Linked DNA regions of Homo sapiens: regions 1, 2, 3, 4, 5 and 6 are each linked to region 7. The links are chromatin contacts, found by Hi-C or POLR2A ChIA-PET in ENCODE. All regions are on one chromosome and are shown on one strand. The core of a region is the stretch at or near the end of the contact, and the rest is flanking DNA. Distances in the headings are between cores, read along the strand shown. Region 1 holds the start of SCMH1-DT (SCMH1 divergent transcript). Region 2 holds the start of SLC2A1 (solute carrier family 2 member 1). Region 3 has its middle 12 kb from the start of EDN2. Region 4 holds the start of ZNF691 (zinc finger protein 691). Region 5 overlaps FOXO6 (forkhead box O6). Region 6 holds the start of YBX1 (Y-box binding protein 1). Region 7 has its middle 110 kb from the start of GUCA2B.

Evidence for each region. Hi-C counts contacts between places; a loop is a spot of excess contacts on that map. ChIA-PET counts read pairs that join two places held with the same protein, here RNA polymerase II (POLR2A). Pooled maps may share reads with other maps.
Region 1: a pooled map shows a loop between it and region 7 (5-fold over the local background). The contact joins the promoter of SCMH1-DT here to the enhancer-like site in region 7. A Hi-C loop is called at or near these places in 1 of 37 single-sample maps with no recorded cell type and 7 of 50 pooled maps. POLR2A ChIA-PET finds 5 or more read pairs at or near these places in 1 of 52 experiments (activated B cell).
Region 2: a loop to region 7 is called in a map of naive thymus-derived CD4-positive, alpha-beta T cell, with 4 times the contacts of the local background. The contact joins the promoter of SLC2A1 here to the enhancer-like site in region 7. A Hi-C loop is called at or near these places in 1 of 168 maps with a recorded cell type or tissue (naive thymus-derived CD4-positive, alpha-beta T cell), 1 of 37 single-sample maps with no recorded cell type and 8 of 50 pooled maps.
Region 3: a loop to region 7 is called in a pooled map, with 3 times the contacts of the local background. The contact joins two enhancer-like sites. A Hi-C loop is called at or near these places in 8 of 50 pooled maps.
Region 4: a loop to region 7 is called in a map of B cell, with 13 times the contacts of the local background. The contact joins the promoter of ZNF691 here to the enhancer-like site in region 7. A Hi-C loop is called at or near these places in 3 of 168 maps with a recorded cell type or tissue (B cell, CD8-positive, alpha-beta T cell and naive thymus-derived CD4-positive, alpha-beta T cell), 1 of 37 single-sample maps with no recorded cell type and 8 of 50 pooled maps.
Region 5: a pooled map shows a loop between it and region 7 (2.6-fold over the local background). The contact joins two enhancer-like sites. A Hi-C loop is called at or near these places in 1 of 50 pooled maps. POLR2A ChIA-PET finds 5 or more read pairs at or near these places in 2 of 52 experiments (PC-9 and activated naive CD4-positive, alpha-beta T cell).
Region 6: a loop to region 7 is called in a map of B cell, with 37 times the contacts of the local background. The contact joins the promoter of YBX1 here to the enhancer-like site in region 7. A Hi-C loop is called at or near these places in 6 of 168 maps with a recorded cell type or tissue (B cell, CD4-positive, alpha-beta T cell, CD8-positive, alpha-beta T cell and 3 more), 1 of 37 single-sample maps with no recorded cell type and 13 of 50 pooled maps.

Annotation. Positions count from the first base shown.
Region 1 is chr1:41,240,840-41,244,179 of GRCh38, forward strand. It overlaps SCMH1-DT (SCMH1 divergent transcript), which reads left to right and starts at 1,519. Exons shown (of 3, transcript NR_186015.1): 1 at 1,519-1,867. It overlaps SCMH1 (Scm polycomb group protein homolog 1), which reads right to left and starts at 1,467. Exons shown (of 16, transcript NM_001394311.1): 1 at 1,220-1,467. RefSeq lists an enhancer at 28-207 and silencers at 528-687, 788-1,337, 1,378-1,777.
Region 2 is chr1:42,957,018-42,960,127 of GRCh38, forward strand. It overlaps SLC2A1 (solute carrier family 2 member 1), which reads right to left and starts at 1,851. Exons shown (of 10, transcript NM_006516.4): 1 at 1,617-1,851. The coding sequence starts at 1,634. SLC2A1-DT (SLC2A1 divergent transcript) reads left to right here and starts at 2,032. Exons shown (of 4, transcript NR_033967.1): 1 at 2,032-2,560. RefSeq lists silencers at 972-1,611, 1,742-2,151, 2,024-2,207.
Region 3 is chr1:41,494,700-41,497,770 of GRCh38, forward strand. No RefSeq gene overlaps it. Among named protein-coding and RNA genes, the nearest start is that of EDN2, 12 kb to the left of the region's middle. RefSeq lists an enhancer at 1,456-2,004 and silencers at 1,528-1,717, 1,858-1,907. Within about 2 kb of position 1,657, at least 28 of the 41 ENCODE cell types and tissues checked have a DNase peak (open chromatin) inside an H3K27ac peak, as active enhancers do.
Region 4 is chr1:42,845,301-42,848,335 of GRCh38, forward strand. ZNF691 (zinc finger protein 691) reads left to right here and starts at 1,313. Exons shown (of 4, transcript NM_001242739.2): 1 at 1,313-1,357. It overlaps ZNF691-DT (ZNF691 divergent transcript), which reads right to left and starts at 1,114. Exons shown (of 5, transcript NR_186083.1): 1 at 957-1,114. RefSeq lists enhancers at 850-1,119, 1,280-1,349.
Region 5 is chr1:41,381,646-41,384,803 of GRCh38, forward strand. It overlaps FOXO6 (forkhead box O6), which reads left to right. Exons shown (of 3, transcript NM_001291281.3): 2 at 1-563; 3 at 565-1,945. The coding sequence ends at 1,036. Among named protein-coding and RNA genes, the nearest start is that of FOXO6-AS1, 7.6 kb to the left of the region's middle. RefSeq lists a silencer at 592-641. Within about 2 kb of position 1,251, at least 26 of the 41 ENCODE cell types and tissues checked have a DNase peak (open chromatin) inside an H3K27ac peak, as active enhancers do.
Region 6 is chr1:42,680,359-42,683,796 of GRCh38, forward strand. It overlaps YBX1 (Y-box binding protein 1), which reads left to right and starts at 2,060. Exons shown (of 8, transcript NM_004559.5): 1 at 2,060-2,373; 2 at 3,045-3,108. The coding sequence starts at 2,208. It also overlaps a transcript of PPIH not described here. RefSeq lists an enhancer at 1,716-1,765 and silencers at 2,206-2,405, 2,596-2,705, 2,816-2,965.
Region 7 is chr1:42,038,722-42,041,696 of GRCh38, forward strand. It overlaps the pseudogene HNRNPFP1. Among named protein-coding and RNA genes, the nearest start is that of GUCA2B, 110 kb to the right of the region's middle. Within about 2 kb of position 1,595, at least 2 of the 41 ENCODE cell types and tissues checked have a DNase peak (open chromatin) inside an H3K27ac peak, as active enhancers do.

The sequences.
Region 1 (3,340 bases), core at 269-2,768, 800 kb before region 7:
TTTCTTAGAGAAACTTACTACGTTTTGTCTCCAGGATCACTTTTAAGAAACTCTCCTTTAAGGGGATGGGGGAAACTAAAGCTCATCCAGAGGACAGTTTAGAGAACCACAGCAGATGAGAGACAACTGAAGAAAGTGGAAGTGAAGACTCAGGGGACATGATTACTATCTTCAGATATCTTAACAGCTTCCCATAAGGGAAAAGAACTAGGAAGGATGGGAGCCAGCTGTTTCTTTCAACTTATAACCAAATGTGTCCAGGAACAGAATGGGTTTCCTTTAAAGAGATTCGCTTCGGATCACTGGAAGAGGTTCCAAACGGGCTCGTCAAATTATCGGGGGGATTTGGGGATTTTCAAAGTCACTTTGGCATGGGATGGGAGAAAGCGCCCCTAGATGACTTTTAAATTCTCTTCCAGTCAGGAGATATTCCGGGGTTCACCCATCGGCTGGATACCACTTTCGATGCTCTCGGGCTGGCACACAACTGTGCCCACGTGTCTGGCCCCCAGGGCCGCTGTGGCTCACTTCGGTGCGGGGCCGCTCTCCCTGCCCGTTTCCGGCGGGGCACTGGGGCAGGCGGCACACGTGAGTCGGCCAGCCGGGGCCCAGCCCCCAGGACGCTGCTGACAGCTCCGGGCCCTAGGCGCCCCAGCTCTCGGTGGGGGCCACGCCGCCCCGTCGACCTCTGTCTCTGCCTTCCCCGAACCGGGACCCGGCCAGCCAGAATCACAGGCATTCCCACCTCTGGCGCCGGAGGGGACCGACTGACCCGCGCAGACGGGGTCGCGCCGCCGCCCGGCCCTCGGCCCCCAGCCAGCCTGCCCCGGCCCACCCGGCCCCGCCGGCCAGACACGGCGACCTATACGGACCGCCCCCACGCCGACCCTCCAAAGGGCCCCCGGCCTTGGGTTTCCCGTGCCGGGGCCCCCGGGCAGTCCTGGCGGCGTCAGGGCCGCGACCGGACCGTGGGCCCCGCCCGCCCGACCGCAGATGCAGAGCCGGCCTCCGGGCTCGGGGCCGGGCTGACACGGCCGAGAAAGGGCCCAGCCCCGCGCGGACCACAGACTGGCAGGCCGGCCAGACAGACGGACAGGCTGACCCCGGCCCGGGGGAGCAGGCGCAGCGGCTGCGCAGGTCCCGCCACCGCCTTCTGGCCCCAGGCGGCCCCTCAGGGCACGAGCTCTTAGGCGGGCGGAGGCGGCCGCGAGGCGCTTACCTGAGGGCGCGGCGGGGGCGCGGGGCGGCTCACTCTCTTCCCGCCGCCATGTTTCCGCTGCGCAGGGAGGGAGCGGAGACGCGGGAAGGGGGCGGGCGGGCGGCTCGGGAGAGCGGCGGGCGGGCGGCGGGGGGCTCCACCGAGCTGGCGGTGGCGGCTGAGGCGGGGGGCGGGGCGGGGGCTCCCCCGGCCCCTCCCCCGCGCCTCCCGCTGCGAGGTGGCGCGCGCCTCGGCCGTTGGGCTCGCGCGGGGGGCGGGGCGGCGCGCTGGAGGAGGGAGGGCGCGCGGGAACCCGGCCCGGCCGTACCCCGCCGGCCTGCCGACCCGGGTCCGGGGGCCCAGTTGGCGCCCGGACCAGCTCTCCGGTCTGCGTCCTGTAGATGGGAAAACTGAGGCCTGAGAGGGCGCGAGGGCGGGGACGAGGCCGAGGACTCGGGTTCGAATCTCGAGGACGCCAGTAGCCCGCTCTGAGGCCGCGTGGGGCTGGTGGAGGAGCCACCGGTCGGGCCCCCAAGACCGGCTGACGTGGGCCTCGCCTCGGGCGACTCCCGCCGGGCTAGTGGCTGGCCGTGTGGTGACCTTGGGCGAGTTACTTCGCACAGCCACCCAGGGGCCTCTTCTCCAACACGATAGCACTGCACCCGGAGGGTAGGTGAGAGATGAGTTGGTGCTTGGATGCCCTAGGGAGTGTCAGCGTCCTCGGTCCTCCCTGTGGTGATCCCTTCAACGAGTACGCACTGAGCCCGTGATGGGCCAGGTACAATGCACAGGCTCATTCTTCCAGGCCCACCAGCCATGTTGGCTACACAATTCTATTTTTGTTTTGTTAGAGATGGAGCCTCACTTTGTCCCCAAGGTCGGAGTGCAGTGGCGCCATCATAGCTCACTGTAACCTCAAATTACTGGGCTCAAGTGATCCTCCTGCGTCAGCCTCCCAAAGCGCTGGGACTACAGGCGTGAGCCACTGCGCCTGGCACACAATTGGTTTAACCACCACATCATTTTAGCAGCTTAGGAAACTGACGTCTTGACTTCTGTTTTGGCTGCTTGAAAATACAGTGCAATATAAATCCCGAGACCTCTGCTGAGCTGGATGTGGAGTGGGTGTGGGCATCATTTAGAACATGGCAATCCTCAGGTCACACAGGAATGTCTTGTTAATGATCCTTCTGTGAACAATGTTCCTTGGAGGGAAGTCCACTTAAGCAAGGCTGGAGCAGCAGATGGGGCAGCTGAGCCTGGATTACTTGCCTTGCCTCTAGAATAGGTCTTAGAGCTTTGGACTGAAGGGGGGCCGCCTCCTTGTATCCTGGTATTGGTGTCAGTATCCGTCTGCCCATTCTTGAGAAATGGAAATGGTCAGAATCTATCCAGGTTCTGATCTGCATCCCTGTTGTCTAATTTAAACTTTCATTCCATGGCGTTTTGGGGAGTACCTGTCTCATGAAGAGCCCTGAGGTTACAAGGATAATTAGAGCCTAAATCTAAGGAGCCCATATTTGGGGAAACTATTATGTCAATAGCTAATGAGAGCACAGTGTTGTAAGTGCTCATATTAGTTTTCTATTCCTGCATAACAAATTGGCACAAATTTTGCAGCTTAAAGCAACACCCATTGATTTACTCACAGTTGTGTAGGTCGGAAAACTGGCATGGTGTGGCTGGGTTTTCTGCTCGTGGTGTCATAGGCTGAAATCAAGATGTCTAGCACCTCCACGAGGGAAAGGTCTGCCCCAGGCTCCTTCGGGCTGTTGGCAGAATTCATGTCCCTGTAGGACTAGGATCCCACAGCTACACTGTTTTGCCAGCTCTCTGTTGGGGACCACTCTCAGGTCCTTGCCACGTGATCCCTTTTATCTCATCAACAGAGAACCTTTCTCATGTCACTCCCTCTCATTCTTTAAATATCTCTGATTTCCCTTCTTCAACCAGTCAGAGAACACTATGAGCTTTTAAAAGACTTGTAATTAGGTCAGACCCACCTAGATAATCTTCCTACTTTAAGATCACCTGTGCCACATCACATACCCTAATCACAGGAGTAAAATTCATCATAGCCACTGTCCCAGGGACTATGCAGAAGGTGTACATGAAGGTTAATCTAGGAAGCTACCTTAGAAT
Region 2 (3,110 bases), core at 601-3,100, 920 kb after region 7:
CTCCACGTAGTATTCCCTTATCCACTCAACAAATAAATACCCATGTCTGGCATAGTATGCTGAATAGATAGTTCCTTCCCTAGAGGAAGTGACAAAAGTGATCTCTTTCAGATGGAAAAACTGAGGCCCAGAAGTTAAGTGGCCTGCAAGAGCCCTGAGATATTTGGACTTCCTTGCCACTAGCTAGAAGAGCTTCTCACTGAACTTTTGTTTAGTTATATCCCACCCTTACGGCTCACCTAAGATCCTGGGAGCCTTCCCCGGGAACTTCCCCGGGGTCTCACCTCAAGCGAGGGCCCAGGAAGGGTGAACCAAGTCGTCTGGATTTATGGATTCAACAGGTGTGGGGCGGAAGGCCTTTTCCTGCCGAGGGTGCGGCCCAGCGCCACCCCGCTCAGTCTCAGCGGGACACCTCCACAGCCAGTAGGAAGGGCAGTTCAAAATTCAGTGCTACCCCCGCGTCCCAGCTAAGAAAACAAGGGCCATCCAGGTGCCCTCCCAGCTGACGAGATGGAAAAATCAAAGTATAATAGATAAAGAGGGACCGTTTCAAAAGAAAAAGGGGACTTGAAAATATTGTAGACTAGGGGGAGGAAAGGAGGTGGAAAGAAACAATGCCCTACACACAGGAGGGGCTCCACAAACAATTTGTTGAAAAGAAATCGCTCTGCGGACGCTACAAAGATGCCCTGCAGGACAAGCCCACTTACACAGAAAAAAAGAAATCCTATCTAGGGAGTTGTTGGTCCCCAGAGTCCCCATCCCTCATTCCCCAACCCCGTGGCGTGCGCGCTTCCCGCTAGACTTCAGCCTGGGGCTCTTTCCTGGCCCCCAGATCCCCCGCCCCTCCGGTTGCGCTCCCCGCCTGGCCCCGAGGGTAAACCTGCCTCCGCGGAACACATCTCCGCGAGACTGGGCCAAAGCTTTGGGGCCTGCACTCCTCGCAAAGGAGAGCCTCCGAGACCGGAGGTTCATCTCAACCCCCGCGTTCGAGCCCGGGCCTGGAGAAAAGTGCCCTCCCCTCGGCCTCGGCCTCGTCACCGCGGGGGACTGGCGGGAGGAGTAGGGGAGGCCGGTGGGACACCTCGCACCAGGCCGCCCACCTACAGGGGCGTCCGGGCTAGGGGAGCAGACGGAGAGCGGGGGCGGCTCCTGACTCCTCCGCGCGCCGGGGCCGGGGCCGGGCCGGGGGCTCGGCCCGCTCAGCCAATGGGCGCCGCGCTCGGGCCCCCTCCCCCGCACCGGGAGGGGCCGAGGCTGGGCTGCTGCTGCCGAGGTCGTGTGCGACGTGCCGCTCCCGGGCCCTGTGTCCCCAGCCCCAGCAGGGCCGCGTGGACGGCGCGGCGCCCCCGGAAGGAGGCCATGTGCTCAGTGCCGGCGCCAACTACGCACGCGGCGCCCTCCGGCCCGCTAGATCCGAAGCCCATCCCCACTGCGGCCAGCGGCCCGGCGGGGCGCTGCGCTCGGGACCCGCACCGAGCCAGGCTCGGAGAGGCGCGCGGCCCGCCCCGGGCGCACAGCGCAGCGGGGCGGCGGGGGAGGCCCTGGCCGGCGTAAGGCGGGCAGGAGTCTGCGCCTTTGTTCCTGGCGGGAGGGCCCGCGGGCGCGCGACTCACCTTGCTGCTGGGCTCCATGGCAGCGCTGCGCTGGTGGCTCTGGCTGCGCCGGGTACGCGGGTGGCGACGGGCGTGCGAGCGGCGCTCTCCCGCTCAGGCTCGTGCTCCGGTCCGGGGACTCCCACTGCGACTCTGACTCCGACCCCCGTCGTTTGGTCTCCTGCTCCCTGGCGTGCTCACTCGGGGACCCGCGACTAGCGACCGGCACGCTCGCTGTTGCTACCTCTTGCCTCTTGCCAGAGAGCGCGCGGACCGTAGCGTTTATAGGACCCCGGCCATTGGCTGGCGACGCCGGTGTGTCAGGGGTGTGTGGGCAGGACCTCGGGGCGGGGCCTGGGGCCCAGCCTGTCCTGGGCGGCGCTCTGCGGGGAGGGGGTGAGGGGAGTGGCCGGGGCCGGGGCCCCCCCTAACCACTGCCTCGCTCAGGCTGCCGATCGGCTCGTTCTCTCTGCGTTGGGACCGCGGAGGGCATTCGCTGTGTGACTCAGGGCAAGTGTGCGCACCTCTCTGAGCCTCCGCGGCCTTCTCTAGCAAAATGGTGGAGCCGGTACCCGGCTGTAAGGCAAGCTGGGATGCGCGGAGTAGCGGGTGGAAAGCTGGACTGGAGTTCTCACTCGGCCGCTGGGTGACTTCGGTGCACTAGGGATAGTAACAGTACCACCTCGTAGGGTTGTAGAAAGACCAAGTGAGTTAATATTTGTAAAGTGTTTAGAACAGCGTCTACTGCATGGAAAGTAGTATTTATTTGTTAGAGAGACTCCAGGAGGTCTTGCCCAGGGATTGACTTCTCCCTTCCCTGTCTCCACCCCCCACATTCCCGTTTGTGAGCCAAGCCTTGCTTTTGCACCGGCCGGGCTCTCTTGCCTGGAAATGCATACCCATCTCAAACCTGGGCTTTAAAATCACCTCCTCTGGGACGCCTTCCTCTACTTCTCACAGTTCAGGTGAGTCTATGGTGACCTGTAAGTGTGGAAAATATGAAAGGCAGGCTAACTGACTGACATGATAGGACATTAAGGACATGATAGACCTCGGGTTTGAACCAGCTCAACTGTATACTGGCCCGGCCGCGATCCTGGGCGAGTTCCTGGCCAGTGAGGCTGTTTTCGTTTTTTTCTTTAATTTTTTTTTTTCTCAGACAGAGTCTCGCTCTGTCGCCCAGGCTGGAGTGCAGCGGCACGATCTCGGCTCACTGTAACCTCCGCCTCCCGGATTCAAGCAGTTCTCTGCCTCAGCCTCCCGAGTAGCTGGGATTACAGGCGCCCGCTATCACCCCTGGCTAATTATTTTTATTTTTAGTAGAGACGGGGTTTCACCATTTTGGCCAGGCTGGTCTTGAACTCTTGACCTCGTGATCCACCCACCTCGCCTCCCAAAGTACTGGGATTACAGGCGTGAGCCACTGAGCCCGGCCGAGGCTGTCTTCTTATGAGTAAATGGAATTCCCACACCAATCTCATTGCTATCAGGAGAGGTGCAATTTCCAGATAAGCT
Region 3 (3,071 bases), core at 407-2,906, 540 kb before region 7:
AAACATGCCAAGCCCACTCTGTGTCAGGCCCAGGGCTGGGGCTGTGGATCTCTGGCCCAGCTGGGATTTGGGGAAAGGTACCCCAAAGGCATCACTATTTGCCTGGGAGAGGGAGCTGGGAGTGTGTAGGGCCTTTCCGTGCTTGGCTCTTTGTTGGCCAAAAGGGAGGGACAAATATGGACCTGCAGAACCCCGGAGGAATGAGGGATGCCTCTGCCTGGAGACTCGGGAGGGCATTCTAGCCAAAGAGACTTTGAGCGAGGCTGTGGAGGTGGAGCGCGCATTCCTGGTAGAGGGATGGCCCAGGCAAAGGCCGGTAGGCCTGAAAGGGCATGAAGTACCCCAGGATAGGGAGTGAACAGCCTGAGGGATTCCGTGGTAAGAGAGGAGGTTGAGGCCAGACCACAAGGATCTTGAATACCAAGCGGAGGACCTGACCTTTTCCTGAGTTCAAAGTGGAGTCAGAGGAAAAGGTGAGGGTGGGGGCAGTGGCCTTGCATCTGTTCTGTTGAGGCCTAGGCCAGGTGGTCTCCAGCCAGTGGGCGTGGGGTGGGTTCCTTTGGACTCTCAGAAGGGCCCCAGGTGGGTGACGCCACAGCCCAGTCTGTCTTGGCATCTGAGAACAAGGCCATCTGCTGGCTGCCTCATTCCTGCAAACTCAGGGTCAGAGGACCTCTGATGAGCCCAGCACCCCACAGCTCCAAAGAACTCCACGGTCTCTGAAACCAGGCTGCAAGGGCGAAAGGGGAAAGGCTGGCAGAGACATCCTGGGCAGGGCCCCTCCCACTACCTCATTTTCCAGCTCTGACAAGTGCTTACCCTGTGGGGGACAGGCAGCTCACAGCTCGGAAGTCGCCTGGCTGCCCTAAGGAGGCCCATCCCAGTATGGCCCTGCCCGGCGGGGCTTAGCTCGCCCTTCTCTATACTTTGGTGTTGCCCGTATCACCGGAGGGTGCTGGGGACGCAGGTTTGTTAAACCCTTTCCCTCTTCCTTCCACCAGACAGTAATACTTGGATCCTCACTTGTGATTTTCCCAACAACCCCTGGGGGGCCCCCTTCTGCCGGCACCTACTTGATGGGTAAGAGAATGGAGGCTTAGAAAGGGACGCATCCCGGAGCCCCACGGACCAGTCTCAACCACCAAAGGGCAGGGAGCCTGGAACCCTGCGGGCCACAGGCTGCGCAGCTCACTTGAGGGGACACATGTAGATTCTGAAACCTTACAGCCCGGGTTCAAATCCTTGCTCTGCAGCTGACTAGCACCTCACCTCAAGCAAGTCAGTGTCCATGTCTCATTCCCTGCCTGGAACCGCCTTGTGCCTCAGTTTCCACATCTAAAATGGTGATGCTAATAGCACCTTCCTCGGGGTAGGTGTGCGACTTAGGTGAGATAACTCATACCAAGTCCTTACAGCCGTGCCTGGCAAATGCCCCCTCGGCAGATGGAGAAAATGAGGCTGAAAGAGAAGAGGGGCCCCCCGGCAGGGATTCGCCCCCCGCCACGGGCCCCACGGCCGGGCGGTTCCTGCAGCTGCCTCTCCCTCTCCGACGTGTTTGGGAAATCCTCGGGCTGGGGGCCCGAGCGCGAGCAGCCGCGGCGGACCTGCAGGCGGCGGCGCTCGGCCCGCCCTCGCCTCCCGACCAATTTTGGGCAAAGCAGGGGCGGCGGCGCGCTACGTGCCGGCCATGAGTCAGCGCGCAGGAATGCGCAGGACGCTTTGTTCCCTGCGCGGCGGACGAACGTGCTGGGACCGGGGCGCGGCGGGGCCTGACACGACCGCACGGGCAGTACGGCCACGTGCGCCCCCAACCCCACCTCCGAACCGCAGGGCCACCCGCGCCTCGCCTTCCCCTGGGGCCCGGACCCCTGCGGGGGCCCTGAAAGCCCAGCCCGGACTCCAGCAGTCCCCGGGGAGCTCCGGCACCCTCCCTAAGCCTCGGGCCGGGGGGGTCTGGTCTGAGTGGTCCTGGCCGCCCAAGCCCCTGGGTGGCTCGCAAAGAATCAGCAACTGCGGGGAGGGCTGCCCAGGAGGAGGGGGGGAGCTGCCCCAGAAAGACTGGTGGGAGGCACGGAGACCTCGAGCGGCCACAGCAAGACCTGACGCTGCCCTGGGGAGGCCGTGTGGGGCCCGTCACCCCTTCTCCACATGGAGGCTGGTGTGGGAAGGAAGCGGGGGCTGGGTCCCCCAAGTCCTGCCTCCAGCTTGCGGGGTGTTTCCCTGAAGCCACTCCCCTCTCTGGGCCTGGGCCTGTCCAGTGGGAAATGGGATGACCCTGGCAGTCTTGCTCTTCCCCAGAGTCCTGGGCTGTGTAACGAGGTCTCCAGCCCAAAAGTGCTTTGGAAAGGAGTGTAACCACCTTGAGAAGTCTTGGCAAACTCCAGATGGCCACGCAGAGGGCCTTTTGCGGGTGCCAGGCTATGTCTGGATCTGACCGGTAACGCTGAGTGCTGGGCATTGCTGCTGTGGAAATGCAGGTGCAGAGGGGGTGACGTCATCTGCCCCCAGCCACGGGAGGACTGGCAGGGCAGTTAGAGCCCCAGGGCAGTTTGACTGGGCACCCCTTCTCCTGGATGGGTGAAGACCCTTCTCCTGGGGAATGGCGGGGTGGCTCCCACAGCTGCTGGACGCTGCCGACCGTCAGCCCTGGCAGAGGGAGTGGGGAGTCTTGAGGCTCCACTGCGGGCTGCTCTGAGAGGGTGCGGAAGCTGCTGGAGTCGGGGTCCCTCCTGCCCTGTGTGGCCTTGGGCACCACTTGCCTTTTGGGTACTCCTGTGACTGCTCTATCTTCACAGGAGGAATTCCATTTTAGCTTCCCCATCCCTGGTGGGGGGCAGCGACTAAATGGCCAAGTCTGAGCTTAGGACGGGAGGTTCCTCGGAATGGGATTTTTTTTTTTTTTTTTTTTTTTTTTTAGAGACTGGGTCTCGCTCTGTCACCCAGGCTGCTGAAGTGCAGTGGTGCTATCATGAATCACGCAGCCTCTAACTCTTGGGCTCAAGCGATTGGATGGAATTTTTTAATGCTGTCTTCCTTCCCCCTCATCTGCAAGATCCCTAACACCAGGGCAT
Region 4 (3,035 bases), core at 63-2,562, 810 kb after region 7:
AATATACATATAATATACACACACATATGCATACATACACATATACACATGTATACATGTATGTGTATATACATATCTGTACTACATAGGTGTATATATATGTATATGTATTTAGCATGTATGCACGTGTATATGTATACACATATATACATATGTATGTATAATACATATTCACACATGTATGCATGTATATACACATGTATACATTAGTATATGTATATACACATGTATGTGTATTATACATGTATATATGTACATACATATCAGTCTACTGATTTGAATATTAATGTCATCAAGAAATAACCTCAATATATGTATGTATTATAACCTTACAACTATATAAAACATACATACATATATATGTATATATGTATACACATACACATGCATGAGAATATATGTATGTATATATAATATCCTCACAGTAATTCTGCCAGGGATTTTATGGGGGAGGGAGTTGGTACTCCAAATGGCTAGGTGGTAGAGCCAGAGTTTTATACTTGGTTTATCTAGCTCTGAAGGCAATGCTCCTTGTTCTTTGCACTGAAACATTGTGCAGATACGAGAAGCCTGTAGTTTACGTATTTCATTAGCCTTTTATTATTTTAAAAAATAAAACCTGAAAAAAAAGACCTAGTCCTGGATACTTTGGTGATCTTGTTGTGTCTGGATTGACGAACACGTGTCAGGCTTAATTAGGGATGCACGCGGAACCCGGGAAAATCCCTGCTCAGGGGGGCTGGAAGACCTGGAGGTTGATCCTTGAACAGGGTACTTTTAGCTTCTCCGATAAGGAGATTGGGTTATTTTATCTTTAAACTCCCTTCCAGCTCTACCCTCCTTTGATTTTAAGTTATAAACCTTGAGTGAGGTGCCAGACTCTAGGCTTCGTTGGACGTCTACAGGACGGTCAAGGATTACCAACTCAAAGTAAAGAAGGAAATTTGAGTACTTGCCCCCTTGGAGGTTGTGTAGGTTGGCTATACAGATTCTACAACTTCCCAGACGAGTGGCCCTGAGACTTGGGGCTGAACGCGCGAGCACGGAAAGAAATCCCACCGTAGGACGGAACCCAGTCTCTTCAGCTCCATCCTAAACTTCGCAAGTTTTCTCTGAGTCTACGCGCTTCCTTAGGACTACAACTCCCAGCATGCCACGCCAGCGGTCAAAGCTTATTGGTGGTCCTGCCAGGTCGCTTGCGTTGTGGCAGTCATGGTAGCCAATGGAAATAAAGAATTATCCCAAGAAACCAATCCTGGAGTAGTAGGGCGGATCCTTCCTGGGTTCCGGCTCCGGCTCCAGCTCCTTCCCTCGCCTACAGAGGCGGCGCTGTCCCTGATCGAGCGGCGGGAGCGAGGTGGGTCCGGGTTGGGCCCGAGGTCGCGGGGGGAGGCGGACACGACTTCGCGGGAAACTCTGTACACGGCCACTTCCCTCTCACCGAGGATCTGGATGCTGCTGCTTTGCTCCCTGGACCGAGTGGGAAGCCAAGGGGCCTTGTGGTCCCTCCGCCGCGACCCTCGCCCTGGCCCCCGGCCCACGCAGCCAGGTGGCTGTCCCCAACCCATTCCCCGGCCCTTCTGTTGGGTTTGAGTATACAGCCTTCCTGCCGCTGACCATACGTTTAGGATCAGCCCCTCCTCCTCTCCCACCTCTCTGGCCCCAAGCCCGCCGGCAATCTCTGAAACCAGCTCTTGTACCCTTGGACCTCCGCCATTGGCTTCTCCCCGCCCCGCAACACACAACTCAGCTCTTGGGCCCTGGCCTGTGACACTTCTGGCAGCCTTTGCTTCCTCTTCCCTGACCGTCTCCTGCGACCCTCTGACTTCCTTGGTCCTCCTGTATCTCTGACCCGTTATCTAGCTTCCCTGTACAATTACCCTGTTAGCACCTTGCTCTTGGTCTTTCATAGCTCCTCTCTCCTCTTCCTCCCTGCAGCCCTTGACTTGGCCCCAAAGACCTGTAACTTCGGACCTCCATACCGCACTATGGCTTGGCCCCTTGCCTTTAACCTAGGCGCTTCACCTTCATCATCTGTGATCACTAGCCCCATCTTCTTGGCTCTTAACTTCTTAGACCTGGCCCCTCCTCCACTTCTCAGCCCCTTCCACCGTTGCTTCTCTCTGTGCAGCTGAGCCACCAGGAAGACAAAGCCCAATAGACCCCTTTTCCCCCCAGATCTCTGCAGTGTGATATGAAAGTGCCTCTGTACTTCAGCTGCACTGTCTTCTCAGTAGGTAGTTGCCTCTTTATCTCTGCAAGTCCCAGTCTTACCCATCCTGCAAACCTTAGGTCAAATACCTACTCCTCCTTGAAACTTCTCAGCCCTGATTTCATCAGGGAGATACATCTGTATCATGTGAACTTCAGTGGTACTGTTTTTATTTCCTTCCTTCCCGTCTTCTCTCCTTTTTTCCTTCAGTAATAGTATAATGGTTAAAAGCACTGACTTTGAAGTGATGGGCATAGGCCCCAGTTCTGCCACTTACTTGCTGTGTGCCCTTGGGCAAGATACTTAATTTCTCTGAGCCTCAGCTTTCTCATCTCTAAAATAAGGATGATGTGAAGTGAAATTAGATGATTCATATATGGTCCTTAGTCCACAGCTTAGCACTTGATTCGAGCTTTAAAAAAATGTTAATAATGTGCCAGGTGCTGTGTTAGACACTGAGGAGTGGGTACAAAGGTGACTAAGGCACAGTTCCTGCCCCTGTCCCCTGAACTTAACCTTCTGCATTGTATGACAATTTCTGGAGTTCACGGTCTGTTTCAGTACACTGTATCACAAACTGAGTGGTAATCATAATCCTAAATCCTTTTGCTCTTACATTGACCTAGCATCCAGCCCCGGGTAGAGCTGGAACTTGGTAAATTATAGGTTCTCAGAATAGCAGTTTCGGAAGTGAGTGGAGGCTGAATAGCTCATTGCGTAGAGATACTGTAGCTGTAGGTCAGATGGGAGCAGGGCAGGGGGTGGGGGATGGGATGGTGGCGTGAATTAAGATCACATCCTGTCACTTATACATTCAAAAGAC
Region 5 (3,158 bases), core at 1-2,500, 660 kb before region 7:
ACCCGTTTCATCCGCGTGCAGAACGAGGGCACCGGCAAGAGTTCGTGGTGGATGCTGAACCCCGAGGGCGGAAAGACAGGGAAGACCCCGCGGCGCAGGGCCGTGTCCATGGACAACGGGGCCAAGTTCCTGCGCATCAAGGGCAAGGCGAGCAAGAAGAAGCAGCTGCAGGCGCCCGAGCGAAGCCCGGACGACAGCTCCCCGAGTGCGCCCGCCCCGGGGCCGGTGCCTGCCGCAGCCAAGTGGGCCGCCAGCCCCGCCTCGCACGCCAGCGACGACTACGAGGCTTGGGCCGACTTCCGCGGCGGCGGGAGACCCCTGCTCGGGGAGGCGGCCGAGCTGGAGGACGACGAGGCCCTGGAGGCCCTGGCGCCATCATCGCCGCTCATGTACCCAAGCCCCGCCAGCGCGCTGTCGCCGGCGCTGGGCTCGCGCTGTCCGGGTGAGCTGCCCCGCCTGGCCGAGCTGGGAGGCCCGCTGGGCCTGCACGGCGGCGGCGGCGCGGGGCTGCCCGAGGGCCTGCTGGACGGCGCGCAGGACGCGTACGGGCCGCGGGCCCGCGCCCAGGCCCGGCCCGGTGCTGGGTGCGCCGGGGGAGCTGGCGCTGGCGGGCGCAGCCGCCGCCTACCCCGGCAAAGGGGCGGCCCCGTACGCGCCGCCCGCGCCCTCGCGCAGTGCCTTAGCCCACCCCATCAGCCTTATGACGCTGCCCGGCGAGGCGGGCGCCGCGGGCCTGGCACCGCCGGGCCACGCCGCCGCCTTCGGGGGCCCGCCCGGCGGCCTCCTGCTGGACGCTCTGCCGGGGCCCTACGCTGCCGCCGCCGCCGGGCCGCTGGGCGCCGCGCCCGACCGCTTCCCGGCCGACCTGGACCTCGACATGTTCAGCGGGAGCCTCGAGTGCGACGTGGAGTCCATCATCCTCAACGACTTCATGGACAGCGACGAAATGGACTTCAACTTCGATTCGGCCCTGCCTCCGCCGCCGCCGGGCCTGGCCGGGGCCCCGCCCCCCAACCAGAGCTGGGTGCCGGGCTGAGGGCCGCCTCCCGCCTCCGGGCGCCCCGTCCCGTCCCCAGGGGGCCTCTGTCTTCCCATCCTGATTCCCGGGTCCCTGCCCCCGACTCTAGCTCCCCAGGAGGCGGCCCCAGCCCAGCTAGGGACCCCTCTCGGAGGCCGGCCGCCGGGGAAGGGGAGGGAGGGGCCGGGGCACCCCACTGCTCCTGCCCACACTCCTGAGATCCACCCCCTTCTCCTGGGCAGGAAGCCTGGGAGAGGAGGCTGAATTCCAGGCTGGCTGGGAGTAGGGAGGAGCGGGGTGGGCCGCCTGGTGTGGACGGTGGTCGGGGAAGCCAACTAGGAGATGGGCCAGGGAGCGTTTACAAATCTTCAGTTTCATTTGCGGAGGCCTAGCCGTGACCCCGCGCCCACCCCAAACACGGATCTGATTCCCACTTGACACACTTTCCCACTGGTCTTAGTCTCACCCACCCGAAGCCAGCAACCCTCTGCGGAAAACTCACACCTACCTATATCCATCCACCCTGAGCAGCCCTCCACCCCCAAATCGCCCTCCGACGACCGCCACCCCCACAGTTCAGTCTCCCCCTCCCATCCCTGCCGGCCCTCGCTTCTCCCCTCCCCCGTCGGAGTCAGTCCCTCTCTTCAACCGCCCCCACCCCCTAGTACTGGTCTCAGCTTCTGCAGCGGGCCTCAGCCCCGTCCACCCCCAACCCCGACGCCCCTTTCTCCGCGCCAGTTCTGGCCCTTCTCCCATATTTATAAGTGTCCGGCCGGGACGGGCGGTGGGCGCGGCGTCCCCGGCGCGTATCGTAGGCAGTGTACCGTGGCCGTGCCGTCAGAGTGTGCGTGTGCGTGTGTGCCGTGTCGAGGCTGTGTAGAGTGCATTGTACAGCATATTTTCATGAATAAAATTGTTTTAAATATTTCCCGCGCCTTGGGCTAGAGGAAGGGGAGTGGTGGCGGAGGATAATTGACAGGGAACTTGGGGCAGGGGGAGGGTTCATGTGCCTGAGTCACTATTGTGGCTTTTTGTCTGGGTACTCGTCAGCCTTTGCTAAACTAATGCTCCTCTGCCCGGCACATATTGGTTAAGCGCCTACTGAGTCCCCCGTGCTGAAGATGTGCTTCGTCGAGCTCTGCACCTGTTTCTGTGAACATGTGCATGCACGAAGTTTTGGCCCAGGAAAATGCGTCCTAAATAAGCCTCAGAGATTGGGAGAGGATGCACAAATATTTACTGAGAACCTTTAGTGCCAGGCTCTGTGTTGGGCACGATTTTTGTTCCCATTGTACAGATGAGAAAACAAGGTCAGAGAGAGAAAATGACTTGGGAAGGAGGGTAGAGATGGTGAAAAGAGATCCCTTTGAGGTGCACAGACTGCTGTTGGAATCCATTTTCTACAGTTTGCCAGCTGTGTGACCTCGGGCAAATTTTCAGCCTCTGAAGCCTTGTCTTCCTGGACTACACCATGGAATAGTAGCATCCATCTCATGAACTTCTGTCAGGCATGAGGAAAGGTATGGAAAGTGTTCAGCGCAGGTCCTGCACTCGTTCATTCCAGGAAGATTCGGTGAGCACCTGTTAAGTTCTTATACCAAGCATTGGGGCTGCCCTAGAGCCACACGGACACAGTCTCTACTCTTAAGGAACTTAGAGGCTCCTGGGGAGAACAGGCCAGCAAATAGGCGATTATAGATCAAAGCTGTGCTGATCGGAGGAGGAGCTGGGGGCTGTCGTGGGAATGAATGATGGGGCAGCACTCATCTTGGACTTGAGTCAGGGAAGGTGCCTGGACTGGTGCTGCCTCAGCTAAGCTTGGTAGGAGGAACTGGCATTGGGAAGGGGATTTAGATGAAATGGCATGTTCAAAGGCCCAGAGTCAAGAGGTGTGTGGATTCCAGAACCAAAAGCAGTTGAGTGTGGCTAAAGTTCAGAGAGGGACAGATTACTGATGGCAGGGAGGCTAATGGGCCAGAGGGTTCAACAGTGGAAGAGGGACAGTGTGGCCCAGCCAGAGGTGCTGATGTGGCTCAAACCAAGTTATGGGGGAGGACAGTGGGGCTGCAAGGGAAAGGATGAATTCACATCTACTTTGGATATGGAGTCATTGGGGACTTGGTTGTGGATTGGACCTGGG
Region 6 (3,438 bases), core at 810-3,309, 640 kb after region 7:
TTCTATTTTCATAGAATTCAGCTGTTTGCTACCTCTGCTCCTGCAGTATCCTGCAGCCAGTAGTTACAAGCACCTGGAAGGTTGGACAGGGAATACAAGAGAAGACTCTAAGACTTCTCTTAGAAGTCATAGAGTCCAGTAAACCACATTATGGAATCTGGACTACCCTAAGGGTAATAGTAGTCACTGGAAGATTTTAAGTAAGACAGTGTCATGATCAGATAGATGTTCTCAAAAGAACTTTCTGGCTGTTGTGGTGGGTAATATTAGAGTAAGAAAGAGGTAGAGAGGTGTGGTTAGTAGCCAACAGCACTGCTCTATGCTAGGGGTCAGCCGACTACACTCCGTTTTTCTGTGGCTCATGAGCTAAGAATACAAATGGTTTTTAAAATGTTTAAATAGTTGAAAATATGTAAAGATTCGTGTCATGTAAAAATTAAGGCTGTTTTCAAGCTCCAAACCTGAGTAGTAAGTCAGAACCATATGGTCGGCCAAGCTTATATTATTAACTATTTGGCTCTCACAGAAAAAGGTTCCTACCCCTTGCTCTAAGCAATTGGTGATGATGGCCTACAGTAGTGACAGTAGGAATGAAAAGACTCTGAATTGACATTTAGAGGGTTTAGGACTGACTCAAGAACGCCTTTAGGAGGTGGAACTCACAGGCCTAGACGGCATTGGTAGGGGTAAGGAATACTGCATTAGCCTCCTAACTGCTTTCTCTACTTCCATTCCTTGCCCCTCTGCAACCCATTCTCCACTCCGCAGCCATTTTTAAAAAGATGCCCCTCCCTACTTATGACTCTAAAATTGCTCTTCTCACTCTTCCCCTCAGGATATATTTCCAATTAAATATACCTAAGTGACTGCCCACCTCTGCAACCCAATGTCACATTCGAGTCTTACTGAACTACTTGACTGCATTTCCCGAGATCTCACCTCTTCTCGCCTGTACCCTGTGCGCGGAAAGTCAGCCCTCCACCTTCTCCCTGCTTCCACTCCCAAAATACTTCGTGGTTTTGCAGCTCTGGAGTATTTACCGTGTTGGCTGTTTAAATTTCTGCCTCCATCAGAAGGCAGAAACTGACTCGCGAACTATTCCATCCCCAGCCGATAGTAGACGCTTAAAAAAGAACGAAAGAAGGTGGGTGGAGGACTTCAGTAACATCAGGTGGCAGCCTCAATTTTATCGTTTGTGAAACGTGGATAGTAATCCCTCTATCACGTGGCTGTTGCAGGAATAAAGTGAAAAAACAAAACAGGCTAGCTTGTTCAATAAATGTGAGTTGAATTAAATCTGATTTGTGGTCAGTAGAAAAAGATGTGAATACTTGGAAAGGAAGACACATTTTTTTAAATATATGCCTGGTAAAACGGATCAGAAGGCAGGTCCCCATGGAGCACACCCTCGCCCTAAACATGCTGAACCCGGGCTGCCATAGCCTGCGTGGTCCCTCCAAGGTGACTGCTCCGACAAAAGGGTACGCTCTTCAAACGCATACGTTTAAGGCAATTCCAGAAACCCTCGGCTGTGCCGCGACTACACGGCCATTAAAGAAAAGACGACTCTATGCCCGCCGTAATGTTCTCAGATCACAGGGACCGTATTTGGAGCTGGGAGGGAGGGAAGCCTTTTCTTCACGGGGGGCTAAGGCGTCTTCGAGCCCCCTTCCAATCCCGGGTCCGGCCGGGTAATCCCTGCCCAGCGTTCGGGCGTGCCTTTTTTTCAGCCGAGACACAACCCTGAACGTGGGGCCCGCCAGCCCGGCGGCTGCCTCGTGGAAGTCACGTTCCTTCTGCCCGTCCTCTCGGGTACTCTATGGTTTTCGTGGCCGACTACTCTAATTCTAGTTCCGGTCTCTATGGCGGCCGGCGGAGGCAGGAACGGTTGTAGGTCGACTGAATTAGCCGCCAAAGGTCCAATGAGAATGGAGGACTGATAAAATATTAGCCAATAGAAGCTAGGGATTGGGGTCAGGTGGGCAGATTGACAGTACCACTGGCCAGTGAACAACGCCTAGGGCGGGTCGCTCGTAGGGCTTATCCCGCCTGTCCCGCCATTCTCGCTAGTTCGATCGGTAGCGGGAGCGGAGAGCGGACCCCAGAGAGCCCTGAGCAGCCCCACCGCCGCCGCCGGCCTAGTTACCATCACACCCCGGGAGGAGCCGCAGCTGCCGCAGCCGGCCCCAGTCACCATCACCGCAACCATGAGCAGCGAGGCCGAGACCCAGCAGCCGCCCGCCGCCCCCCCCGCCGCCCCCGCCCTCAGCGCCGCCGACACCAAGCCCGGCACTACGGGCAGCGGCGCAGGGAGCGGTGGCCCGGGCGGCCTCACATCGGCGGCGCCTGCCGGCGGGGACAAGAAGGTCATCGGTGAGGACCGGACAGGGACGGGGGTGGGGCCCTCGGGCAGCCCAGCAGCGGAACCGTTAGCCGGAGCTGGGCGAGCCGGCGGGCGCGCGGCCGGTGGGCACCGACTCCGCGGCGCGCGGCCGCCCATCCCCCCCGTCCCCCCCTCACTCCCTCTCGCGGGGACCCGCCCGGCAGGCGCGCGCGCACTGCCTCCCGCGCCCCCTGTGGACCCCGCGCGGCCGCGCGCCCCTCCCCCTGCGGCCGCGCGCCGCCGACCGCGTGTGCGACGGGGTCCCCTCCCCGCCGACCGGCCTCGTGCGCTCGGGCCCGCACGCCGTTGTTCGCGTCACCCCCACCCAGCTCCCTTCCGCGTGTGCTCGGAGGGCGCGGCGCACCGCCTACGCAGGCCGGAGCGGCTTCCCCTTCCCTCACGTGCTCTCCGTCCGCGGCCTGCGCACACACCCATCCTGGGGCCCGCGCCCCGGGCCTGCCCTGGAGCGCCCCGCGCTTCAGACTCACCCACGTGTGCGGCGGCGGCGGCGACTGCGTGGCCCCGCACCCGGGCGGTGGAGAGAAAGGGCTGTCAGGTGGCCGCGGCGGCCGGCGTGCGAGGGACCGGATGCCCAAGCCGGGCGGATTTGGAAAAGGATAGCTGGTAATCGTGGCTTGTTTTGCTTTGTTTTCTTTTCCAGCAACGAAGGTTTTGGGAACAGTAAAATGGTTCAATGTAAGGAACGGATATGGTTTCATCAACAGGTGAGCTGCCGGGCTCTGAAGCCTCCATCCCACCTTCTTGCTTGCTTCCTGCTCTGTCGGCTTCTCGGGGCTTGGGAAGCCCCAATCCACAGCTCTGTTCTGAAAGGCGTTTACTACCTCTGGTGTATTAGTATGATTTTTTGTTGTTGTTGTTTTCCTTGATTAGGGATTAGTGGATCTAGAGAATGCCTTTGTTTTGCAGCTAAATATTAATTTGAAGCTAACTTAAAAGGCTTCGTCACAGTACAAAGCAATTCAAAAGGCAAGCGGAGTGAATGAGCCATTCCTTAACAGGGTAAACGGGAAACTACGGTCCAGTACATTTTTATC
Region 7 (2,975 bases), core at 345-2,844:
TACGGGAAAGACACCAAGCTCCGTAATACAAGCCCCAAGACCCTCCATTACTCTGTTCCAGGCTGCCTATCTGCACCTTCTCGCCCTACTCCTTACCTTGCCCTTACATCTCTGCCCTTCTGAATTATTTGAGGTTTCACATAACCTATGAGGTTTCATGCCTCAATACTCATGAGTCCCCTCTGTAGAAGCCCTCCCTGCTCCCATCCAGCCCACTTGAGAAAGCCTTCCCTGGCTCTTCCCTGATCCCAACATTCTGCCTTCCTCTGTGTTCTCAAGGCACCTGAGTTTCCCACCCACTCACTGTCATGGTATTTCACCTACCTGCTTTGTTATCTGCCTCTCCCACCAAACATGGAGTTCCTGGAGGGCTATGCCTTCTTTTCTGTTTCTCTGCCTCCATAATTCGTGAGTAAGAGAAAGGATCCCAATACAGGACATTAACAAATCTTTTGACCAGAGAGATGAAAATCCAGGCTGGAGGCATCTCATATAGGCTATCAAAAAAATTTATTCCTGTTCTGAAATACATTCCAGAACACTGCCAAGACCCTGGTAAGACTGGCGGACACTTATTTAAATGATAGCTCTCATTCTCTAAAATCTGAATTTCTCCTGAAAGCCTTCATGCTTTAATGAGATTCAAAATTAATTAACTCAGACAATTGTCTTCATCACTGTGACTAAATGACAAAGTGTGTTTTTGTACATATTTTTGTACATATTTGAAGAATAAACAGAATGTAAGCAAGCAAATCCATGGTTCTGTTTGGATGGCTATTGTGAAACACGTACCTTAAGTGGAATTATATAACCATCCATCTGCAAACGTTGAGTGAGGAGAGCTGGATTTCAGTCACAGCTTATCCATGACCAGCAGCTTGACCTTGGATAAGTCATTGCCCTTGGACACCTGCTGTCAGCCTTCCCAGTATCCATTTCTTTATTCTCCCACCATTGGAACCCCCACCCCCCAAAAAATTTGGGAAACCACTTTTTCTCCATTCTAACCTATATGGTATTAAGGTTGTTCACCTGACCCCAGACTCCAGGAGTTGGGCCTGATTGTCTTAAAGCCATTGTTTCTATCCCATCCACCTGGCTACAGAAGTTAGTTTAAAGGCAGTCATGAAACCCAATCAGAGCAAAGGGATTTGAAACACACTTGCAAACGGCTTCTGGCAAAGAAAAGATTCCTCTGCCTGTAGTAGATCCTACCAATGATAGATTGATGATAAATCCATGATAATGTGACCACTTGGATAGAGATGAGATTGCCAGGCAGTGAAGGAATACTGAGGAAAGCAGAATGGGAAAAGAAGCAGAACGTTGGTTATACTGCTGGGCAGTGAACAACTGGATCAAACAACACCTGAAGCTGATAGACCTCTATACGCTTCAGTTATGTGAACCAATCAATTCCCTTTGTTGTTGGAATTTAGTTTTCTGTCTATAACATAAACAGTTCTAACAGTAACAATCTCTCTGGGCCTCCATTTTTCATAGATAAAAGTAATACGGATAACATCTAAGGAGGCTGCTGGAGTGCCAGGAGGAGGCCGTGGGAACACCGTCACCTGGTCCCAGGGCCTGGATTCGCTGCTTCCAGCCAAACACGCGCATATCAGGCCGGGGCCTTCAGACCTCACGGAAGGCATTCGCCCCAGGCCAGGTGGACTTCTGATGCAGGTTGAGAACAAAAAGAAGCACCTGGACATTCCCCGGAGCCCTCTGCGTGGTCGCGCTTCAGTGGAATTTGGGGACCCTTGGCTGCCAGCCATGCTTGCTTGATAGCAACAGAAACCAGTTCTGCCCGACTCTGTGCCACAAAAAAGCCACACCCCACTCACCTGACACCCACCCCATCAAGAGTCCATGCTGCTGGGCCCTGAGGGAGGGGAGGGCTTTGTGGTCAGGCTCCATGGCCCGCCCTGGCCCTGATCTGTCGAGGATGCGCAGGACGTCCTCTCCAACTGCACCATGCCCCATTGGGCTCAGGCGAGTTCCATCTACACCGGAGAGGGGTAGGCAGAGTGGTGAGGCTTTTGCTGAACTTGGATCAGAAGAGGACGTAAAAATGGCCCTGGAAAAAGACCGGGAAAGCATGGGACACTGGCGCATTGCGGTGTTCAAGTCCCACAGAACCGAGGTGAGTTGGGTGTTGAAGGAAGCACGGCGGTCCCAACAGTGCGGGCAGCGCCAACTACGGCTTCGCGCTCGAACTTTGAGGACTCTCATCTGGATGCACAAAGAAGAAATCATTCAGTTCTTCTCAGTGTTGGAAATCCCAAGAGTTGGCCTCGCAGGAGTTAGCTGAGAGGCTCTCGGAAAGCCCAAGGAGAGGACAGGGCACAGAGACATGGAGGTGTTCAAGAGCAGCCAGGAGGAAGTTAGGTCGGACTCAGGTCCCCCTGAGACTCATATCCGTGCTGCCCCGGACCCCTGTGACTGGCCCGGGCTTCCGGGAGCTACCCTGGCATCGTGAAGCAGGCAGGCGCAGGATGCGGGGCCACGAGGAGCATAGCGGCCTCTGCACCACGGAGCTGCTTGGTGGGGGGTGTGGGGGAACCTCAGCTACTGTCTCTCCGGAATGTATGACCACAAATATGGCGACAGTGAGTTCACAGGGCATAGCACCACCGGCCACTGCCTCTGCATGAGGGGCTGCCATGCAAAGCGACCAAGAGCGACATTTACAACCTCTTCTCTCCTTCCAACCTGGTGAGAGTCCACATTGAGATGGGCCCAGATGGAAGAGTGACCGGCAAAGCAGATGTTGAGTTTGCTACTCGGGAAGAAGCAGTGGCAGCTACCTCCAGAGACAGGGTCAGCATGTGGCACAGATACATAGAACTATTCCTGAATTTGACAACAGGGGCTAGCAATGGGGCGTACAGCAGTCGGGATGCGAGGCATGGGCTTGACCACCTACAGTGACCTGAAGAGCCAGTCAGTGAGCGGCTGTGATGGGTCTG